2 separate regions of the Homo sapiens genome follow, and region 1 is linked to region 2. A link is an interaction called in ENCODE POLR2A ChIA-PET data of the cell type or tissue named here. Cell type or tissue: GM12878. All regions are shown on one strand. Each heading gives the region's core, and the rest is flanking DNA. Links, peaks and the distances in the headings are about the cores only.

Evidence for each region. Peaks named below come from ENCODE experiments on the same cell type or tissue, not always from the same donor. Only the 100,000 strongest peaks of a DNase experiment are listed, where the experiment ranks them.
Region 1: POLR2A ChIA-PET joins it to region 2 with 7 read pairs; 2 of 35 experiments call an interaction of 5 or more read pairs at or near these places.

The regions. Positions count from the first base shown.
Region 1 is chr10:48,312,815-48,325,422 of GRCh38, reverse strand. All of the region lies in intron 1 of MAPK8 (mitogen-activated protein kinase 8), which reads right to left. Among named protein-coding and RNA genes, the nearest start is that of MAPK8, 12 kb to the right of the region's middle. In GM12878, for the core only: no CTCF peak of the experiment used is centred there; no DNase peak of the experiment used is centred there.
Region 2 is chr10:48,385,180-48,397,787 of GRCh38, reverse strand. All of the region lies in intron 1 of MAPK8 (mitogen-activated protein kinase 8), which reads right to left. Among named protein-coding and RNA genes, the nearest start is that of MAPK8, 85 kb to the right of the region's middle. In GM12878, for the core only: no CTCF peak of the experiment used is centred there; a DNase peak (open chromatin) is centred at 6,397.

The DNA.
Region 1 (12,608 bases), core at 2,521-7,520, 71 kb after region 2:
TGACTACTCCAAATTGGTTAAATTTTCAAAATTGGTATGTTAAAAAGAGTTGGTATATTGAAGAGAAATAAACATTTATCTCATCTTGTTAGGAAGAACTGTAGTTCAATCCCAGTTGACAAGAGGGAAAGGTCTTCTTAACAGAGGAAAGCTGGTTAATATTAATTGATCAAGAAGGATGACAGGCGGGAGGCCAAGGTGGGCAGATCACTTGAGGTCAGGAGTTCGAGACCAGCCTGGCCAATATGGTGAAACCCCATCTCTACTAAAAATATGAAAATTAGCCAGGCATGGTGGCACGTGCCTGTAGTCCCAGCTACTCGGGAGGCAGAGGTGAGAGAATCGCTTGAACCCAGGAGGTGGAGGTTGCAGTGACCAGAGATTGTGCCACTGCACTCCAGCCTGGGTGACAGAGCAAGACTCCATCTCAAAAAAAAAAGGATGATAGGGTTAGAAAAACAAAAAAACACCATTTGCAAGCCCAAATGAAATAACTGATTCAAAGCTCACCAAGAGACTCAACACACAGGTAAAAGGCTGCTGGAAAACAGGATATTCAAAGGGAACCAAAACGTCATCTCACTGATCTGCTGATTGTCAAGGGGAAACCCATTGTTATAATGGATAGATCTGGTGAATACCACCTTAACACCAAATGATCACACTTTAGGCAAACCACCTGATGCCTGTGTTATGAGTCAATATAACGTACACAGGAGTAACTAAGCCAAAAAAAAACTAAATATAATCCAGTCTTTAGGCTCAATCTTCTACTTTAGGAAATACAGTGGGAATTGAGATAAAAGTTAATTGCTACAAGAAAATCAGACAAATCCAAAATATGGGAAACATTCTATATGACAAATGGCCTGGTCTCTTCAAGAAGCCAATATCATGAGTGTAAAAAAAAAAAAAAAAACTAGAAAACAGGACAACTGTTGTATAAGTGACTAAAGCAACAACGATCAAATGTGGTTCATAAACTGATTGAATATTGGTTTGAAAAAAGCAGTTACAAGTTGACCTTTTTGGAGGAGAGGGGCAGAATAAGATGGAAGAATAGGACTCTCCAGTGATTGTCCCCTAACAGAAACATCAATTTGAACACTATCCATGCACGAAAACACCTTCACAAGAGCTATGGAAACTAGGTGAGAAATCACAGTACCTGGTTGCAGCACAAACTGACCTTTTGGGGGAATAATTAGCAAAACTTGAATATGAACTAGATATTAAGGGCTTAAGTATGACATATGTAAGAGAATGTGTTTACTTTTAGGAGAGACATAAACGAATATGACAAAAAAGCTAACAACCACAATATCCAAATGAAGTATACAGGTGTTTACCGTAATATTCTTTCAATGTGTATGTCTGAACATTCTTCAGTTGGGAGTGATGTGGGAGAATGAAGTCACTTTAAAAAGTGGGTGAGGACGGTGACCAAAATGTTCAGTTGTAAGGAACCAAAAAACAGTAATAGCCGATTCTACTGACAGGTGTAACAAAGAAACACACTGAACTTAAACCAGGTTCCTATGACACATATACTGGAAGATGGAGCCAAAAAAGAGAGGGCATCATTTTACTAAACAATTCCTATCCTCAAAAAGTTTAAAATATCAACCAAAACTCTGCTGATAAAACCTTCTGAAATACACCCAGTATCTATCATTTTCTCAAGAGAAGAAGGGGCTATTAAAGATATACCATTTTTCCTCAATTATAATGATTAAGATGTATGGAAAACTTTGTAATTTTGAAATTTAAGAAGTATGGGAATAGCTTAGAGAATCAAAAACAAAAACTCTTTAAGACCTTACATTTATTTTCATACATAAATGAAGATGGCATGCTAAATCAAAATCAGTATCATTTTGTATCTCTCATATTAATAATGGGTTCTATGAAATTAAATTCTTTCTGCAATCCCTTACATACTACTGGCTGCGCAGATTTATACTGCTATAAGACACAACCATAAGTCCAGCCCCAAAGTTGACTCCTTCAATTAATGACTCAGTATCCTAGGGTTTCTCTGCGAAATTTAAAAATTTTATTCAACACGACTAAGTAGATACTTCTCAAAGCCACCCCCACAATACCTAGATTCTACAGCCTTTTAATTATGACAATATCATTACAACAAATATGTCAGCGCCTTTGATACATGAATGCCCTTTTACACTCCTAATAGACATGAAAATGTTACCCTATACCTTTATCTTTCCCAAACTTTGCAAAAATATCTAGTTTTCTCTGCCATTTTCCCTCCCATTTCTATTCCTAAGGCTATTTCCCCCTTTTCTAATAATTTCTATAATCTGTAGAAACTGGTACCCAAAATCTTACCCTCAGGAAAAACTGAAACCACATATACTACAATTTCAAACAGAGAATCTTATGACATAAACCTTGATCAACCTAACAAATCGCTTTCCTTAAAATGGTGAACTAGATAATTCAAACCAATTATCGTACTGAGAGCAACTAGAAAAACTGGACACCTGCCCAAGTCCCCAGAAAAAATGTTTTAAAAATCAAAACCAAAAAACCTGTTTGAGGGCATCAGAGTGCCAAGGTAGTGAAAAAGCATGAAGACCAAGATCTGGGAGAGTAAGGAAAAGCTCATAAGGGAGTCTGGCATCCGGGGCCATTTCTCCCCCTGAAGGGATCTGCCAATTCCAAAGACGTGGCTGAGAAGCTGAGCTTGAACTTGCAATAGATTTACATGACTAGAGAGGATTAAATATTGGAGTTAAGGGCCCAAGAAAGTGTGAGGGTGGGGGCATGTGGGGCTGATAACATCCCTGGCTTTATGCTAGAACTCCAAGGGGTCATACCTAGAAGTAAATAAAACATAAAATAGACCAGCCTTCGTAGACTCCGGAACCCAGTTTTGAAACATCATAGTCTCTGACTGGATTAAGATGATTCGGGATTGCTAGTGCCACTAGCTTGCCTCCTGCCAAAGTCAACAAAAATCCTCTCTAGAAGGAGATAGCATCATTCCCAAACCTTAAATTATCTATATAATTTTCCTTATATAATGTCTTAAGTTATCCGACACAGACATGCTTAATATATTCAAAAAAGTTTTTTTTTTTAAATCATGAAAGACTGGCACAGTACAAAACCCTGCTAACTTCAAAATTTCAAATACTTCACTCCATAATCGTTACATTCATCTCTGATGAATTCTTTAGGAATTCCCATAGCTGTTCTATGCCCTCCTTACTGCCCTTCAGTCCACATGCACTTGAAAACTTTACTAAAGTAAGAAAAATCAGTCATCCAATCTAAAAGGAATTCATACACTCACAGACAGACCCTCTAACCTGTCTTCTCTGTATATTACCTGAGAGGGAACATACTCCACTAAGTTGCCACAAGCGAGTGAACTAATGGGGAGACACCATAGGTTTTCCAACATTTTCCAACATAACCCATTACACACACACCTCTGTGTGTATCTATATATAAATATACTCACACATCTATGTGAAACACAACTTTCAAAAAATTCTGAACTACAGTAATCAACACACCGTGGGAACCTAAGAATAGACACATAGATCAATGGAATAGAATTCAGAGTCCAGAAATAAATCTGCCTTTTTTTCAAGAATGCCCAAGACAATTTGGTAAGAAAGAACAGTATTTTCAACAAATGGAGCTAGGACAACTGCATGTCTATATGCAAAAGAATTACCTCACATGCCTTCCTTATACCATACACCATAAAATTAACTCAAAATGGATCACAGACCTAAATGTAAGAGCTAAAACTATAAAACTCAGAAGAAAATGCAGAAGTTGTCTTCATGACCTTGAGTTAAGCATTGGCTTCTTATAAAAGATTCCAAAAGCACAAGGGAAAAACAAATACATTGGATTTCTTTATTGAAATTAAAACTTTTTGTGCTACAAATGATGCCATCAAGAAAGTAAAAAGACTACCTCTGAAACAGGAGAAAATATTTATAAACCATACATCTGTTATGCAACTTGTATCTATAATATATAAAGAACTCTTTGGCCAGGCAAGGAAGCTCATGTTTGTAATCCCAGCACTTTTGGAGGCCAAGGTGGGAGGATCACTTGAGCCCAGGAGTTACAGCACCTAGGCGGCACAGTGAGACCCCATCTCTACAAAAAATTTTAAAAATTAGCAGGGCACACCTGTGGTCCTAGCTACTTGTGAGGCTGGGGAGGGAGGATCATTTGTGTACAAGAGTTTGAGGCTGCAGTGAGCCCAGGTTGCATCACTGCACTCCAGGATGGGTGACAGAGCAAGAACCCCATCTCTTAAAAAAAAAAAAAAAAAAAAAAACTCTTACAACGTAATAAAAAGATAAATAACTCAATTTTTAAAATAGGCAAAGAATCTGAAATACTTCTCCAGAAGATATAAAAGTGGCCAAGAAGCACATGAAACTATGTTCAATATCATTAGCTATCAGGGAAGTGCAATTTAAAATCACAATGGGCTATCACTTCACTCTCATCAGGTGGCTATTTTCAAGACAGACAATAACAAGCTTGAATAGGATGTGGAGAATTTGGAATCTTCACACCTTGCTGGTGGAAATGTAAAATGGTGCAGCCACTTTGAAAAACAGTTTGGCAGTTCTTCAAAATAATAAGCATAGAGTTACCCATATGACCCAGCAATTCCACTCTTGGATACATACCCAAGAGAAATGAAAACATACAACACAAAAAAACTTGTGTACAAATGTTCATATTCATAACTTGTGTACTATATTACTTACTATAGCCAAAAAGTGTAAACAATCCAAATGCCCATCAAATGAAGTGTAGGTAAATAAAATGTGGCATATCGTACAACCAAATAATATTTCACCATAAAAAGAAATGAAGGTCAGGCACTGTGGTTCATGCCTCTAATCTCAGCAGCACTTTGGGAGCTCAAGGTGGGAGGATAACTTGAGGCCAGGAGTTCAAGACCAGCCTGGGAAACATAGGGAGAGCCTGCCTCTACAAAAAATTTAAAATTAGCCAGGTGTGGTGGCATGTGCCTGTGGTCCCAGCTACTCAAGAGGCTGAGGCAGGAGGATTGCTTCAGCCCAGGAGTTTCAGCCTGTAGTGAGCCACGATCATGGTACTGCACTCCAGCCTGGGTAACAGGGTGACAGAGCAAGACCTGATCTAATTTAAAAAAAAAAAAAAAAAAAAAAAAAAAAAAAAGGCCGAGCAGTGGCTCACACCTGAAATCCCAGCACTTGGGAGGCCAAGGTGGGGGATCACCTGAGGTCAGGAGTTCAACACCAGCCTGACCAACATGGAGAAACCCTATCTCTACCAAAAATACAAAATAAGCTGGCAGTGGTGGCATGCGCCTGTAATCCCAACTACTGGGGAGGCTGAGGTAGGAGAATCACTTGAACCAGGAAGGCAGAGGTTGCAGTGAGCCAAGATCACGCCATTGCACTCCAGCCTGGGCAACAAGGGTGAAACTCTGTCTCAAAAAAAAAGAAAAGAAAAAAAAACAGAAACGAAGTACTGATACATGATACATGAACCTTAAAAACATCATGCTAAGTGAAATAAGCCAGTCACAAAAGATCGCACAGTGTATGATTCCACTTACATGAGAGATCCAGAATGCGCTGGGTGCAGTGGCTCACACCTGTAATCCCAGCACTTTTGGAGGCTGAAGTGGGTAGATCACTTGGGGTAAGGAGTTCAAGATCAGCCTGGCCAACATGGTGAAACCCTGTTTCTACTAAAAATACAAAAAAATTAGCCAGGCCTAGTGGCAGGCACCTGTAATCGCAGCTACTCGGGAGGCTGAGGCAGGAGAATTGCTTGAACCCGGGAGGTGGAGGCTGTAGAGAGCCGGGATCACGCCACTGCACTCCAGCCTGGGCAACAGAGCAAGACGTCATCTCAAAAAAATAAAAAAGAGATAGCCAGAATGAACAAAACTATAGAGAAGAAAGTGGGTAAGTGGCTGTTTAGGGCCAGGGAGAGGAGGGGGTGTGTGTGAAGAAATGGGGAGTGACTGCTAGTGAGTATGAGGTTACTTTCTGGGGTGACAAACATGTTCTAAAGTTAGGCTGTGATGATGGCTCCATTATTCCAGGAATATACTAAAAAAGCTTTGAGCTGTATATTTCAAATAGATAACTATAATGGTATGTGAATTATATCTCAATAAAACCGTTAAAAAATTCTTAGTCCCTTATTACACATGACACACTATGGTATTTTCTATTTCATTTCTTTTAACAACGTAACAGAAATTGTGATCTCCCAAAATTCTATAACCTACTAATGGGTCATGAGTAACAGTCTGAAAGCACTGCCACAGAGTCCTACAACACTAAAAGTGATAACCACCATCTCCTGTATCAGGACTAATCCTCTCATACCTCACATCCCTGCTTATGGTCACCAGAAAAAATCCAGCTCTCCCTGGTTATCTATTATTCTCTGAATTCTCACTGCCACACTGCTGTGTACGTCCTCCATTTGACTCAATTCTTCATCCTCCTAATTCCTTTACTTGGCCTTCTGAAATTCCCAATTTGTGACAAGCAAACTTAGCCTGTTACACTACCTTTAACCTTTCTTGTTCGTCTAGCCTCCCTCCAATTCTTCCTTATTCATTGAGGACATTACAACTGGTTTACAGTACGTACCCTTACTCCCCTCACTAGTTGCTGATTTCACCATGCATGCAGACTGACCCTTTTTTAATACCTCAGACTCTTTAACTCATTGGCCTCCTCACGTTCAGGATTTGTCTCTGAATTCCACCTCGGAAGCCCACACCCAAAGTTAACCTGAGCATTATTAATGTCAATAATTGTCATACTTGTGAAATCTCTCTTTCAGGTATTCCACTCTGACCATGGCATTCAATCTTTCAAGTTAACTTACTCAAACCCTGTGGCCAGTTACACACTCAACCACCACCACACAATAAGCATTCTAGTTAAAAGGTCCTTATTTCCCTTGTCCCCCTTTCCTTCTTTTGAACTGATCTGGTGTGATGGTTAGTTTTAAGTGTCAATTTGGCTAGTCTGTAGTACCCAGTTATTCAAACACTAATGTAGTTGCTGTGAAGGTATTTTGTAGATGTGATTAATATCTACAAACAGTCAAGTTTAAGTACAGGAGCTTATCCTTGATACCGTGGGTAGGCCTCATCCAATCACTTGGTAAGGCTTTAATAGCAAAAACAAGTTTCCCTGAGAAAAACAAAATTCTGCCTCAAGGCTGCAGTATTAACTCCTGACCAAGAATTTCCTGCCTGCCCTACAGATTTCAGACTTGCCAGCCCTCACAAAAACAAATGCCTTAAAATCTCAGTCTACCTACCTATAACTCCGATTTGCTGTTTCTCTGGAGAACTCTAATACACCTGGCAAAATCTCACCCTGGGTAAATTCAACTACCTGCCTTAATCTGTGCCTGTAACTAATCAGCTAAATAATGCTGGGGGGGTGGGGGGTCACAAAACCAGGCTGACTGATATCACTTTAAATTCAAGATTTTAAACCTTAAATGAACAATCAATACTTCTTGGCAAACTGCTTCAAACTCCCCAAACTCCCATCCCTTTCTGCCCGTATGAATCTCATGCTTCATTGAGCAAACAGAAACCACAGAGAAGATGAAAGCCAGGAGAATAGGCCTTCACCTTCCAACTTCCAAACTTCCTCGCAAGGGCACACAACTTTTCTGCATTTCCTCCTGTTAGATGGAAAAGATCTCTCCTCTACTGAGGGCCAAACTCTCTACCCGTACTCTGCATCCCCTTTCCTACATACAGCAATGCCATTTTCACTCATTTTCTGAGCCTCACAATTTCCTTTATCCACCAACCCATTTCTTTGTTCACTTCAGAGCTAATCTTAAAAGAGTGGTCTGCACCCACTGTGTCAGCACTTGCTCATTTCTCACTCTTTTTCAAAGTGTTTCATTCAGGGGCTGGGTGTGGTGGCTCACGCCTATAATCCCAGCACTTTGGGAGGCGGAGGTGGTAAGATCACGAGGCCAGGAGTTTCAGACCAGCCTAGGCAACACAGTGAGACCCCATCTTTACAAAAAACTTAAAAATTCGCCAGCCGAGTCCCAGCTACTCGGGAGGCTGGAGGCTGAGACAGGAAGATTCACTTGAACCCAGGAGTTTAAGGCTGCAGTGATCTACGATCACACCACTGCACTCCAGCCTGGGCAACAGAGGGAGACCCTGTCTTTAAAAAGAAAAATCATTCATTGTTTTTTAACCATCTTCAACTTGGCTTCTTTCTTCCCACTTTAATAAAACCACCCAACAAGATCACCAACAACTTCCCATATAATCTCTCTATGCCTGTTTCCTCATGTATAAAATGGGAGTAACAGTGCCCACCTTGTAGGGTTGCTGTGGGATGTTTAAACAATTTAACATACATAAAGCACAAGAACAGTGCCTGGTATATGATAGGCACCAAATATGCATTAGCTCCTATACCATTAGGATAGTCTGGATACTTGTTTTCCCGAGGTTCTAACTTTTTGTTTCTAGCTTACTTAACGATGTATGCGTCCTTCAGTAGAAAACTGCCTTAGCTTTTTGGTGGGAGCAGGGGAAGGGAAGAAGAGACAGAAAATAAACTATTTAATCCCCATTAAGCAATGAGATCTCTACTGAAGTTCAGCTAAGTACCTAACTACCATATAATTTTATAAGGATGAGCAACCTGCCCCAATCCAGTTGCCAAATCAAACTCACTCTTTGCACCCTCTCACTCCTGTGCTTTCCTGACTTGATTTTTGCATTTTTCCAAGCTTAAGACCCTCCTGTCTACATTCATTCACTTCATACTTCTCATATCTTGACCTCTACTTTGACTGCATGCTCTCTGACACCAGACTAAATTATATTTCCGGGAGCTGCCTCTGGGTGCTAAGCACATAGAAAGCAGCCTATACACATAGTCACACCTTGCTTAAGGACGGGGATACCTTCTGAGAAATGCATCATTAGGCAATTTCGTCACTGTGCAAACATCATGGAATCTACTTACACCAACCTAGATAGTACAACATACCTAAGCTATAATATGGTGTAGCCTACTGACCCTAGGCTACGAACCTGTACAGCAGGTTACTGTACTGAATACTGCAGGCAACTGTAACACAATGGGAAGTATTTGTGTATCTAAACATAGAAAAAATAGAGTAAAAATATGGTATAATTTTATGGGACCACTGTCACATATGTGGTCTGTAATGGACCGAAACCTCACCATGTGGTGCATGACTGTATCATCAAATAAGACACAAGGCAGTTAACTGCTAATCCTACATTCACTATCAAGTGATCCCCAACTTGTCCATTTAACATTTTGAAAACCACAATTCATTTCAAGTTACATTAACTTTAGAGAGAAAACTTCACACTACTTTAAGTATTCCCATAATCCCTCCCTAATTTCATTATTATTCATAACATTTAAATACTCAACAGATAAACAGATATTTTGGCTCATTTTACATATAATGGAGGAAAACTATAATCTTCTAAAATCACCACTATAAATGCAATAAGAAAAAATATAAGAGTATAAAAAGTTGGGGGAGGGAGGAGGTAAAAATCAAAGGAAACAAAAAAGCTGGCATGACATAAGAAAAATAAAAAATTCAACTACAAAACTATTAGAAATAATAAATATTCTACAGGGGGCTTATTATTTAATATATGAAATATTAACTAATATACAAAATAAAAAGCTTTCTTATATATAACCAGATAGAAGATAAAAGTGGAAAAAAAGATGCCATTTCCAGCAAAAAAAAAAAAACTTAAATATATAAAACAGCAAAAAAAAATTTTAATGTTTAAAAATGCTATCAGGAACTCAAAATGAGACTTCAACAAATGAAAAGGTTGTTTTTCCTATTCTTGGATATAAAGGTACATCATAAAGCTGTCACTTATTCTATAAATACAAAGAAATCCTAACAGTACACTGAATCCATTTAATAGAAGCCAATCACTGGGGAGCAAGGTAACTTGAAAAGGATGTAAGAAAAGGTTCTGGGTGATGGAAGTGTTCTGTATTTTGATCTGGGATTGCACAAGTGTATACAAAGGCAAACTTATTGGACTGTAATGCTTGTGCATCTAGCTGTGCATAATTTTACCACAATAAAATAAAAAAAGTGATTCCAACAGAAAGACTGGCAGAGGAGGGGTACAGACTAGACTAGATGGGTTGTTTTTAGAAGTTCATATAAAATAAACAAGATAGAAGCCAGAAAAAAACTTCTGAAAAGGAAGAGAAATAAAAGGGAATTAGACCTAGCAGAAAACACAGCATAAACTACAATAATAAAAACAGGATGGCTCAGGTCCCAAACAGGCAGATGGGTCAATGGAAACAATGGTACCAAATACACGTGGAAATTTTGTAAATGGTAAAGGTGGCATTTTAAATCAGTTAAGACAAAGATGGATTATTTAATAAATGGTGTAGGGACAAATGGATGGATATCTGGTGAAGAAAATAAAGTTGGAACCATACATAATAGCCTACCATAGAATGGAAAACAGCAAATTGGGGAAAAACATTTCCAAAAAATAGCATGGAGCCAATTTGTAAAATTAATCCTACAAATCTAGGAAAATGAGCAACAAAGCAATAGAAAAACATGCAAAGACAAGGACAGTTCAAAAGAAAGAAAACACAAACAGCCCTTAAAAGATGAAAGACGTCTAAGGGTAATAAGAAGCAGGCATCCTTACACAGTGCTGGTGGAATGGAAGTTGGACAACCTCTACAGGCTACACTTCAGCAATACATAAAATTACAAATGCACATACGCTGGCCTAGGAACTCTACCTCTGGAAATTTATCCTATGCATTTAAGTGCAACACGACGTATGCACAAGGTAATCCACTGCACCATGGCTTTTGATAGCAAAAGTCTGAAAACTACCTAAATATGCATCAGAAAGGAGTTAAATGGTATACCAGTATAATGATGTTATGGACTGTCTGTGTCCCTCCAAATTCATATGTTGAAGGCCTACCCTCTAACTTGATAGTATCTGGAGGAGAGACCTTTAGGAGTTAACTAAGCCTCTCATGACTATATTAGGTCATGAGGGTGGAGCCCCCATGATAGGATGAGGAACAGACTAGAGCTCTTAGGGGCCATGTGAGGATACATCCAGAAGCCGGCCACCTATAAAGCCAGGAAAAGGACCCTCACCAGGGAACCAAATTGACTAAGTAGCCTAATCTTGAACTTCCCGACCTCCAGAACTGTGAGAAATAAATTTCTGTTGTTTAAACCACTCAAGTTATGGTATTTTGATATAGCAGCCCAAACAGAGTAAGACAAATGGAATACCACAAAGATGTTAAAAAAGCATGCCATTTACATACTGATATGACTGATATAAAATAATCTCTCAGCTATATTAAAACAAAAAGCAGGCCACGTGCGGTGGCTCACACCCGTAATCCCAGCACTTTGGAGGCCAAGGCAGGTGGATCACCTGTAATCCCAGCTACTCAGGAGGCTGAGGCAGGAGAATCACCTGAACCTCGGAGGCAGAGGTGGCAGTGAGCTGAGATTGTGCCACTGCACTCCAGCCTGGGCAACAAGAGTGAGACTCCGTCTCAAAAAACAAACCAACAAGCAAAAAACAAAAAAGCAAAAGGTGATACATATTGCATGCAACAACTTACATTAAATAAAAAGGGAGGGAGCAGAGCAGAGGCTATACAGTACTGTATATATGTATGACACCTATCCTTCATTGGCAAAGCCAAAATCCATAAAGCTGTGAAAAATACGTTTTTAAAATAAGTTTAGTACAAACGTATTTGGTGGTAAAACCTGACGAGACGTAGCATAAGATTTTATAATCTTTATTCACCCTACTTGTATTTGTTATGCTTTTATAAAAATATTAATGTCTTTGATTATTTCTGGGTGTTGTTGTTGTTGTTGTTTTTTGAGACAGAGTCTACACCTCTGCCGCCCAGGCTGGAGTGTAGTGGCACGATCTCAGCTCACTGCAACCTCCGCCTCCTAGATTCAAGAGATTCTCCTGCCTCAACCTCCCAAGTAGCTGGGATTACAGGCGTACGCTACCACGCCCAGCTAATTTTTGTATTTTTAGTATAGACGGGGTATCACTATGTTGGCCAAGCTGGTCTCAAACTCCTGACCTCAGGTGATCCGCCCGCCTCGGCCTCCCAAAGTGCTCAGATTACAGGCGTGAGCCACCGCGCCTGGCCTATGTCTGTATTTTTTACAGAAATGTTAATGTGTTTAATCATGAGGCTACAACCTCTTACTAGGGATTTTGGATAACACGGTAGATGTGCTACATTATCTTTCCACAACTGCAAAAAAAGCCTTCATTCTAAAATACATCTGGACCAAGGATTTTGAACAAAGGATTATATACTTAAACATATATAAACTATCTTTGGAAGTATTCACAGGAATTTTAACAGTTTCCAGGCAGAAGAACTAGGTGGCTACACAGAGTAGAAAAGGAGATTCTTTATCTTTTTAAATCTTTGGAATTTTGAGTCAAAGTGAATTCATTACTACTTAGTCAAAATATA
Region 2 (12,608 bases), core at 3,776-8,775:
GAAACCCTGTCTGTACTAAAAACACAAAAATTAGCTGGGCGTGGTGGCATATGCCTGTAGTCCCAGCTACTTGGGAGGCTGAGGCAGGAGAATCGCTTGAACCCTGGAGACGAAGGTTGCAGTGAGCCAAGATCGTACCACTGCACTCCAGCCTGGGTGACAGAATGAGACTCTGTCTCAAAAAAAGAAAAAAAGAATACTGAACTATTCCATCACCTCAAAGAAACATCTTCATGCCATCCCTTTATAATCACATACTCCTCCCAAGTCTACCTGCGGCAACTACTAATCTGTTCTTTGTCACTATCATTTTTTTCATTTAAAAAGTTATAGGTTAGTAGTAGTGGCTCATATCTATAATCCTGGCACTTTGGAAGGCCAAGACAGAAGGACTCCTTGAGCCCAGGAGTTCGAGACCAGCCTAGGCAACATAGAGAGACCCCATCTCTATAAAAAATGAAAGAAAAAAAAAATCTGCCACAGTAGTAGTGCACATCTATAGTCCTAGCTATTTGGGAGGCTGAGGCAGAAGGATCACTTCAGCCCAGGAGTCAGAGGCTGCAGTGAGCTATGATAGCACTACTGCATGCTATCCTGGGCAACAGAGTGAGACTGTCTCAAAAAAAAAAAAAGGTTATACAAATTAAAATTACCATAAGTAATCTTTTAAATCTTTTGAAATCTGAGGAAAATTTCTAGTTTGGTTAATAGTTTTATACCAGTGTTAGTTTCCTCATTTTGATAGTTGTACTATGGTTTGTCAAATGCTGTTGCTGGGTGAAAGGTACCCAGAAACTGTAATATTTTGTAACTTCTATGTGAGCCTAAAATTATTTCAAAATAAAAAGACACTGTTAAGAAAATGGAAAGGCAAGCCACAGACTGGGAAAAAAATAGTTGTAAAACATCTGACAAAGGATGTGTATCTGGAATGTATATAGGCTTAAAACTCATAAGAAGACAGCCGTATTTTTATAATAGGGAAAAGAACTGAATAGCTATTTCACTCAGTATAATGCCCTTAAGATTCTCCAAGGTGTTGGTATATCAATAGCTTGCTCTTTTTCTTACTGAATATTATTCATTGTATGAATGTATGACAATTTGCTATCTATTCACCCCTTGCTGGCTATGACAAAGCTGTTCTAAGGCTTTGTGTACATGTTTTTGTGTGAATATAAGTTTTCAATTCTTTAGGGTAAATATCCAGGAGTAAGATATGGTAACTCCATGTTTAATTTTATAAGAAACTGGCAAACTGTTTTCCAGAGTGCTGTATCATTTTGCACTTCCACCAGCAATGTGTGAAAGATCTAGTTCCTCTACATTCTTACCAACTCTTCGTTTTGCCAGTACTTTTAATTTTAGCCATTCTAGTACGTGTGTCATATCTCATCATGGCTTTAAATTTGCATTTTCCTAGTAGCTAATCATGTTGAGCATCTTTTCATGTGCTTCTTTGTCATCTATATACTCTTTGGTGAAGTGTCTGTTCAGTGTTTTACTCATTTTCTAATTGCATTGTCTTATTTCCTACTGTTGAGTTTAGAGACTTTTAAAATATATTCGGGATACACATTTATCAGACATGCGATTTCCAAGTATTTTCTTCCAGTCTGTGGCTTGCCTTTTTATGCTCTTAACAGTGTCTTTCACAGAGTAAAAGTTTTTAATTTTGATGAAGCCCAAGTCATTATTTTTTTCTCCTTTATGGATTTGGTACAAGAAATGTTCACCTGGCCCTAGATCAAAAAGATCTTCTCTTTTGTTTCCTTATAAAAGTTTTATAGTTCACACTTTACATTTAGATCTATGATAACTGTTGTATAAGAGTTTTAAGTCAAAGTTTATTTCTTTGGTTATTATCTAATTATACTAATACCATTTGTTGCAAAAAGCATCATTTCTCCCCACTGAATTACTTTTGCATCTTTGTCAAACTTCAGTTGGCTCTACTTGTACGGGTCTACTTCTGGACTTTTAATTCTGTTTCACTGATCTATCTTTTGATCAATACCACAGTGTCCTGAGTATAATGCTGTATGTTACGTCTTAGTTAGAATCTAGTGGTGTGATTTTTTTCAGCTCTATTCTTCTTACTCAAAATTGTTTCCAGTTACTTCATAATTCTATATACATTTTAGAATAAATTTGTCCATGTCTACAAAAAATAATGCTAAGATTTTGATAGGAATTGTGTTAACAGTGACTTTTGAAGATCAAAAGTTTTTAATTTGGATGATGTACAGCTGGTTTATTTTTTCTTTCACAGTTTGGTTCTGTATGTCTAAGAAATCATTGCCCACTTAAAGGTTAAGATTCATTGTTTTGCATTCAGATGTCCAATTGTCCAAAAATCATTTGTTAAAAAGATTACCAGTTTCCTCCACTGAATTGCCTTAGCAGTTTTGCTGAAAATCAGATAAATATATGTGTCTGGGCCTATTTCTGAACTATTTTCTATACCATTAATAATATGTTTATCCTTCGGCCAATACCACACTGTCTTGAGTAATGTAGCTTTCTAGTAAGTGTGAAAATCAGGCAATTTAAGTCATTAAACTTTGTTCTTTTTTAAAATTGTCAGCTATTCTAGGTCCTTTGTATTTTTATATAAATATCAGAACTAAGCTTGTCAATTTTTACAAAAAAGGCCTGCAAAGATATTGACTAGAATTGCATTTATGGTATACATCAATTTGGGGAGAAATGGTATTATAGTAATTTTGAGTTTTTTGATTCACAGACATGACACTTGTTTCCATAGGCCTGTATAATAATTTCTAACATACAGGCTTTACATAATTTTGTTTAACTTCTCCATAAGCATTAAGATTTTGAATGCTAATATTTTTATTTTAATTTGTTTGTATTTAAATTTCCAATTACCCATTACTAGTATGTAGAAATGCAATGAATTTCTGTATAATGATTTTGTAATAGACTCACTTATTCATCTTAGTAGGCTTTTTTTGTGTATTGGGATTTTCTGTATACAAAAGCAATTTATTTTTTCATTTCCAATTTGAATGCCTTTGAATTCTTTTTCTTGCTCCACTGCCCTAACTATAATTTCCATACAATGCCGAATAGAAGTGGTGCCTGTTCATGATCTTAAGAGAGAAAGCATTCAGTCTTTCATCACTAAGCATGATATATATATTATAGGATTTTACTAGTTGTCCTTTGACAGACAGGTTGAGAAAGTTCCCTTTAAATCCTAGTTTGAGAGTTTTTATCATTAATGGTACTAATTCTGTTAAATGACTTTTCTGAATATACTGAAATAATCATATAGTTTTCTTTCTTAGTTGGTTCATATGGCTAATTACACTGATTGATTTTCAAATGTTAAACCACCCTTGCATTCATGGAATAAATCCCGCTTGGTCATAAAATATTATCCTTTTTATGTATTGATTCAGCTAGCTAAAATTTCATTGAAGATTTTTCCATCTATTTTATAAGGAATACTGGACTGTAGTTTTCTTTCATATTAGAGTAATGCTGACATAAAATGAGTTGCAACAGTGTTCCCTCTTATTTTCAGAAAGAGTGTATGGAAATGATATTCATCTTTAAATGTTTCATAGACTATCTCAGTGAAGTCTTCTATGATGAGTTGTTTTCTTTTTGAGGGAATGTTTTAATTATAAATCTACATTCTCTTATAAACATAGGGCTGTTTGGCAACTATTTCTTCTTAAACAGGCTTTGTTAGTTTGTGTTTTTCAAGGAAATTGCTCATTTAATAATCTAAGTTGTCCAATTTAATGTCTATAGAATCTATACTCATCTCTCCTCTTTCATTCCTATTAATCTCATTTGTGTCTTCTTTTTTCTAATCAGTCTGGCTAGAATTTTATCACTATTAGTGATCTTTTCAAAAAAACAAGATTTTAATTTCTCTTACTTTTCTCTAATGTTTTACACTTTTATATTTCAATGCTTCCTATTTTATCTTTATTTTCTTCTCATTGCTTGTTTTGGAGCTATTCTTTCTTTTAGTTTCTTAAAATGCAATCTTAAAAGTACTGATTTGAGAACTGCTTTTTATAATATAAGCATTTAAGCATCATTGCAAGCTTCATCTGACAACTTCATATCCATATTCAACAATAAAGCAGACACTTTAAAAAAATCTTACTTTACATGGGGTCCTGTTTCAAGGGCTTTGTAAATACTATTTTAATACTGAAAACAACCCTAGGAGGGTTTTCTATTTGTTTACAGCTAGAGGGTAAATCTAGTCCGTGGTATTACATCCCATATTCACATTTTGTCTGATGTTTCCTTATGTTAGGAAAGGTACTACATTTTTTCCATCTTACAGATTATGAAACTGAATCTTAGAATGATTAATTGACTATGGTTACAATGTAAGGGGTAGAGAATTTGAGTCCTTCAAATTTTGGACTACAATGAGTCCAAAAATATAATCTTGAAGATAAAGAGAATATGGAGGAAGAGAAGTTGTAAGTCTTAAACCTGTTGAGTCTGAGATAACTTTAAGACATTCAAATGGAAATATCAATTTGGTATCTAGATATAGAACTGGATCCCAGATGAGTAGTCTCGGTGAAAGATAAATGTAGGAGTTGTCACTGTAACTGGAGCAATGAGAGACAAGTTATTCAAGAGTAGTCGTTAAGTAAAAAGATACCTAAGATTCAGCTTTATAACAACCACATTTAATGAGCAACTGGAGAAAGATGAGCTGACAAGGAAGCCACAGAAGATGCAGCCAGAGACCTAGACAGAAAACAAGAACATACTGAAGAAGCCAAAGGAAGAGAGTGTTTTAAAGAACAAAATGGCTAATAGCATTGATTTTAACAGAGGTGTCAAATAAGCCATTTGAGTAGAGCGAACGCAGCAGAAGCTAGATTAAAATGAGCTGCCATGTAACTGGGAAATTTATAAGGAAACTGGATATAGCTACTTCTTTAGAGAAGTTTAACAAAGAAGACCAAAGATGAAATAGATAAAGAGGAGTAAATGGTCAAGGGAGGATAATTAGATTATATAGTATATATGATATAGCATAGTATAACACATATAACATAGAGACAACCTGAACATGTTTATATGCTAACAAAAAGGATCCAATAAAGAGAGGAAGAGTGAGAATGGGGGAATGAGAAAGAAAATAGGTTTCTCAGATAGCATATTATTTCCAAAAAGGAAGAAAAGAATGGGATCCAGAGCACATGTGTGGCCATACGGATGGAGATATTAGTGTGTCACTACCATAAAAAAGTATCATCAAAAGACTGAGAAAAAGTGCAATTTCCAAGTGTGATATTATATATCTATTACATATTAGATAATAACATATATATAATTCTATGTATTGTATATATAGGGAACATATATATAGGTTTTCATCCACAGCTCCCGGCTCTTAACTCCCATATACCTTGTTACAGACTTTGGTTATGATGTTGGGGTGCTCCAGGCCTCAGAAAACAGAATCTCTCTCTCTGATTTTCCCATCCTCCTTTCACCAGCTCAAGGCAAGAGTCTAATCTTCCCCTGCCTTTCTGACTGCAGGTCATAAGACTCTCATTTCAGAAGTGGTCCTGTCCCACACCCTTGAGAAAGGAATGCTGCACAGAAAGGCTAAGAAGAATTTGGACAGACAGGCTTGTGGGTTTCTCCACTCGGCCTGTTAGTATTAGATTATACCCTTTTTGTCCAATCCCATTTCCACATGGTTGTCAATCATGCCTATCCAATAAATCTCCATGAAAGGCTCAAGAGGACAGGGTTCAGGGAACTTTCGGATAGCTGAACACGTGGAGGATTCTGGAAGATGGCGTGCCCTGGGAAGGTCTGGAAGCTCTGTGTTCCTTCCCCCATACCTTACCCTATGCATCTCATTATCTGCATCCTTTGTAATATCCTTTATAATAAACTGGTAAAGGTGTTTCCCTCAGTTTTGTAAAGCTGCTCTAGCAAATTAATCTAACCCAAAGAGAGGGGCATGGGAACCTCAACTTGGAGCCAGTCAGAAGTTCCAGACCTGAGACTGGTATCTGGTGGCGGTGGGAGGGGACTGGGCCCTCGACTTGTGAGATCTCATGCTATCTCCAGGTAACTAGTGTCAGAATGGAATTGGAAGACACTTAGCAGGCATCTGCTGCAAAACTGATCGCTTGCTTGGTGTGTGGGGAACTCCCCCTATGCAACATTTGATCACATAAGTCTTCTGTGATTGTTGTGTTGAGAGAACAGAAAAAAAGCACTTTGAGTTTTTCCACATTCACCAAGATAAGGGCATTAAGGATACTGGTGAGATTTATAGAGGATGCATTTGATATACTGATCTCTCCATCATGAAGCTTGAACAGCAAGAGTATGTGTGAGAAGGAAATGCCATGGTTTCTGATGACTCATTTCCCTACTTAGAAGGCTTCTGAGATTAAAAACAAAGGAACTCTTGTTATAGAATTTAGATGTAACTGATTAAAACATATGAACAAATATTGGCATTATTATCCCAGTTAACAGATGGAATAATCTGAGGCTCAAAAGAATTAATGTGCAACCAAAAGTATGGAAATACTGAGGTTCGGCTTTAACTTTCAAATCTCACCTGTTACTACTCCTACAGCAAGAAGACTACAACCATGTCAACACAGCTAAACTACCATCCCCCAAACTCTGATGTATCTCATTTGTTCATTTCCCTTTCCCTTTCATGAAATATTTTTAACACTCTTTTGTATCTATCCAAATTTTGTCTAAGACTAGCTTAAATGTGATCTTCATAAGCCTTTTCCATTCAAACCAGCTCTAACCTAAATTCTCATCTAAACTACTTTGCTGTATATTTACTTATGCAGATTTTATTATCAGACTATGGTCTTTCTGAGGACAATAGCTGCATCTCCTACATTTTCAGATTTCCAAAACAGGCTCTTCACAGAGTTAGAACAAACAACTGCTAAAAAAGTTAACCAAAATGTAAATCTTTTTAAAGTAACAAATTACTTAATAAATTGTTTCATGTGTCTTTACCAGTGTTTCTCTTCATTAGTAAAGGGGGGCGGCTATATTAGGTTTTTATGACTCAAGGTTTATTTCTGTGATATCTTTATATATCAGGCTGACCGCCCCCGCTCCGCCCCGTCCATAAAATGGCTAGGCTGTCAAGCCTGAATGTAGAAACACACAGGTTAAACTAGTTACATAAAACATACTTAAGGAGAAAAGAATAAGTTCAATGCAACCATATAGCCAGACTTTAGAGACCCTGGAAAATAATTCAGGTAATACAACAAGGTTCAGAATTTAAGACAGCTGTAATCATCAGGCAATCCTGGCAATAAGTCACTGAGGTAACTTAGAGCCTATCTATTTTTACTTAACCTGGTTCTTTGGCTACCAATAGACCTATCTATGACAGTTAATTTTATGCATCAACTTGCCTAGGACACAGGGTGCCCATATATTTGGTTAAACATTATTCTGGGTGTTTCTGTGAAGGTGTTTTGGATAATTTTAACATTTATATAAATAAACAGACTGAGTAAAGCTGACTGCACTCTGTGATGTGGGTGGGCCTCATTCAATCAGTAGAAGCCCTGAATAAAACAAAAAGTATGAATAAGTGGGAACTCTTCCTGCCTGCCTTGAGCTTGGACATTGGTGTTTTCCTGCCTTTAGACTCAAACTGAAACATCAGCTCTTCCTAGATCTTGAGCCTACTGGCCTTTGGACTGAAACTACATTCGGTGTTCTGGTTCTCAGGCCTTTGGACTCAAACTGGTGCTACACCATCAGCTATCCAGGGTCTTCAGCTTGCAAGCTGCAGATCTTGGGACCTATGAACCTCCATACCCACATGAACTAATTCCGTATAATAAATCTCTTAATACAGCTCCTCAGAGATGCCTTACTTGACTAGCCTATCTAAATTCCCCTTTAAGCACACTCTCTCCCCTCAACCCACTTCATTTTTCTTCATATCACTTACCATTGCTAACATTCTAGTACATGGTTATTATCTGTCCCACTCAAACCCAAGTTCCATGAAAGCATGAATTTTGTTCTGTTCATGAATAAATCACCAGTGCCTTGAGTAGTACCTGGCTAACAGCAGACATTCAAAAAAGTGTTGAATGAACCAATGAACAAGTGAACAAACTGTTATTTTAAATTCCCATTATGAATTGCCTGTCTTTCTCCTCTCAAGGAGTAGTTTACAGGAGAGAAAGAGAAAGAGAAAGATGATTAATCTTGTTATTGCTGTTTATGCAGTTTTCATACCAGGCCACTTCATAAGCCATTAGCCTTGAGCCAGAGGCTTGCCCTGGTCTAATCAGTTATGGACAAAGTGGCAGAACCACATGTTACAGGATCCGCTGAGTAAGTGCTTCTTCAAGAGGCAGATAATAACCTTTAAGGTGAGTGCTCATAGTGAGCACTATGAGGTTAGCTCTAACGAATGAAGTCTCACTACTTTCAGAATATAGTAAGAATTTCTTGGCCTCAACCCTAACTCACATCATTTTCCTAAAAGAGTAATAAGCTTAAATTTAACCTCACTCCTTATTAGCCCTCAACTGGCCTTTAGATCAGATCTCAGCTGCCACCATACAAATGCATCTATTTCAGTTCTAGGTATTCTCAAAGTTCATTTTTCAACTATATTTTAAGTAATTAATACAGAAATACCACTATGTCCTGCACTAAGAAGGCCTATTCCAACAACAGACTTGTCTACAATTTAACCAAAAGTAGTAGAAACAATATGTGAAATATAGGGTGCATCCTAGGGTACTCTCCCCTTCCTCCTTTCCCCCCAAAAAACTATGGCTGACTAGCCATTTATGTCTCTCCGGACATACACTTTTCTTCTTTCCTTAGGAGACTGCCTACTAAGTGGTGTGAATGAAGTGCCCAATCTTGGACTTTACGGTTCCTCCTCTATACTAAGGTAGTAGAGCCATATGAAGAGTAAGCCAGCCTAGGTCTGAGCATTGTACTACAGGGCCCAGACTGAGACAGCCTATGTTTCAGTCACTGCTGACACTAGCACCAAATAAAGAAAACCAGAATTTTACTCCCATTCTCACCTGGGCATATTATTAAAGAGAAATTATTTTGTAATCTCACAATTGAGATTATATACTGAAGAAACAGATAAGAGTGTGGGTTATCTTCTTAAAACTGGGGGGAACATGCTAGAAAAGAAAAAGCTCTAGAAAGAGAATGTCTCATTGGTAAGTTTCCAGTTAACTGTCCCATTTTTATCCTCTTAAAGGGGTTTTTACATTGATTCCCACAGCAACCACCAGCCTAGAGGGGCATACTACTTCCCTCTCTTTCTACTTTAGTTGAATGAAGGACTTGATACCAAATCTCTTCCTTTGCCTCCTTTGAGATGAGTAACATCTTAAAAGTGATGTTACTAAAATACTAAAGCAAAAGAAAAGGGAAATAATGAAAACTACAATAAAACAAAGTTTTATCATAAACCTACTTAATGGCTAACCTTAGAATTTAGCCAACTGATTTCAGAAGCTATCTCACAGAAAGGTGAGGCTAACGAGCTCCTGAAATTCCCACAACAAATACACGATTAGTAAGAATTAAGATTCTAGAGTTTATTATTAAAACAAAATGAAGTAAAGCTGGCAGGCAAGAAGGAACATTTTAGAATTCCCTACCTATACCATGTTTAAAGCTGAATGAATATACAACACCTGTATACTTTCCTTTTGCCTTTCAGTCTAGCTTAGTCACTCTCCAATTTAAATGTGTGTAAGAATTAATGCTCAAGAGTGTATATGTACACAAAAGATTTCATATTGGCTTTTATGAGTTGAGGAACTTTCAAGGGTGATTCTGACTTTGGCTTTACACACTAACTTTAGACTCGAGCCCAGAGTGCACAAAATTCCACTCTTCCAAATAATCCACAAAACTGACATAGTCAAAATTACCCCGAAAATCTCCTTAAATCATAATGTAACATTTAGTACAATAACATTCAGGGCCATGATTTTATTTAAAGTATTTACACTACATATGACATGCTCATCTGACGGGAGACATGTACAAACTAAGAGAGAACAGCAGATTCTCATCTGCAAGGGCATAAGCTTCCTAGGATGGGCAGAATTGTCTGTACTACTGAAACTGTCATTTTATCTGTCAAGACAGGTACAGCTGGATATTCAAAAGTTAAATTCATGTATAATAAAATGTCACTACCATAAGCAGTTTAAAAATGAGGCTTCCAGGAAGAGGTTATAATCTTATAAAAATATATAATCTTATAAAATCTTACACAATTTTATAAAAATTAATCTGAGCTCTTTCCAGATGATTCCCCTCCATATTTAGGATTCTTCTTTCTCCTTCTCCCTTTTCTGTACTACTCGCTTATAAAGAAGAGGTTACAGTTCTACTCCCACAGACCCTCCGTAATAGAGGGCAAATCCTTTAAGCATCAGTATAATTAGCATGTTTCTTTAGTTGCCCATGAGTCCAGAAAAAAATTATTACAGCCAAGAGACAACTTTGTTTGCCCTGGCCACTTAACTGTTCTTTCTAGCAGGTATACTAATCATACCTAGTTTGCCCTCTCTTCTAGGAGAATCTGACCCCCACCCACAAAGGGGAGAAAGAGGCCTGGTTTGTAGTTCTGCAATTGGGTTTTTAAAGACCTATTCATAAAATAGATTTAATTCTTAATTGGGCTTATTTGAGTAGGTTTACTACATTCTAACCACAAAATGATGCTAAGACAGAAACTGTCTCAACAAGAAACTGTCCCTTAACAATTTCTACATTTTGAGGAGGGTGGATTTAGCTAAATAGCGCCAGACACATGAAATCAGTAAGCTAATTCAGAACTTGTTTCCAAGTCATTCAGACATTCAAGTTATTTATTAAAGATCTCAAGACTTTACAGCCATATCCTTGGCAGTAAAGTAAGTACATGTTTCTGGCTACTTTAAAATATATATATTTCAATGGAGATGAGGTCTTGCTATATGGCCCACTGGCCTTGAACTCCTTGGTCTCAAGCAATCCTCCTGCCTTGGCCTCCGAAAGTAATGGGATTACAGATGTGAGCCACCGTGCCTGGCCATTTTTGGCTACTGTTTAAACAATAACAAATATAAGTAACGGAAATGATATGGGTATGATATTACCATAACACTTCAGTGAGCTGGTATCCAAGATTCTAAAATTACTTTGTACTCAAAATGGTAAACATTTCAAAATATTCCAAAGTTGGCTTCTGGGCTTGCTCAACTGCATGTAGATTATTAGTGTCAGTAAAGCAACGTCAATTTTCACAAGGACATTCAACTGAATAAATAGGTCATCTACTTTGTAAGAATATACTATTTCCCAAGGTACTCAAAAGCTATTTTAATTTTAAATCTAAGAAAAATTGATACCCATAAATTTCCATAAAATTTTTATGAGGTTTTACACAAGAAAGAATGCTGAGTTTTAAAGGCACCTTTGTACAGTGTACTACTTGGGTTAAATCTTTGCCTATCCAAAAAAATTGGTTACATACTGAAAAATCTCATTCCTTGAGAAGACCCGAATGCCTGACATTTTCTTCTAACTTTTGCCAAATCTTTCACTAATAAGACTCCCAGGCTCATAAAAGAAAATGCTGATCACATTCAACCACCACGAGACAATTCCTAAAACTGCAAATTAAGAATAGCAAATGAGAAGTGTCCCAGATGCATTTTACAGATAATTTTTTTCATATTAGTTGATACCACATATACTTATTGCTAGTTTATCTTGCTAGCAACGTAATTATGATCAGATTTTTTTTTAACGCTAGGTAGTTTTTAGAAAAAAAGATTCCATGGCAAATGGCTTTCTGTAATTAAATGTGCCTGCCCCCAGCAGAAAAAAATAAAATTCACTGAATTTCAGAGTATGTTACAAATGATCTCAAAATCTAAAAGCTCAGCAAGATGGGGCAAAAACTACTATTTCCATTTGATTATGATAACCAAATATGACAAATCTAAGTTGAAGACTTGCAAGACAAGTAAAAAGTTTAATTGTCCAGCTAATGAACCTGTATCAATCTCTAGAAATAGCTTGAATTTTATGCTCTATCTCATCTTCAAGTTGTCCTTCACTGGATAAGGCCTAAAGCCTGGCTAATTAAAAAAAAAACTCATTTTTTACTACCAACAAAGTAACAACAAAGACCAGAAACTAAAAACAAAAATTTTTTTCTGTATAAATCTGTGCCAGACACTAAGTATTTCTCGTCTAATCATCTCTTCCTCTACAAAAGGGATTTACGATTTTCTGGAGTGGTTCAATAACATACATATGGGAAAAGTTCCTGAAACCATTTGAAGGCAATTTAAACATAACATGACTGCCTGACATGCTAGGTAGCAGAAGTGATAATAAAAATAGCTTGTTTTTTTGTGGTTTGGGTTTTTTGATTCATGAATGTCAGCAATGTTAACTAAACATGAGGGTTATGAAAAACAAAACAAAAAAAACTTTTGCTCTATGGAATTCGAGCCCCTTTAAATTATCAGGCCCAGAGAGGCATTTTAAATGTACAGTAGTCATGTCTCACTACCCCTTGAGCT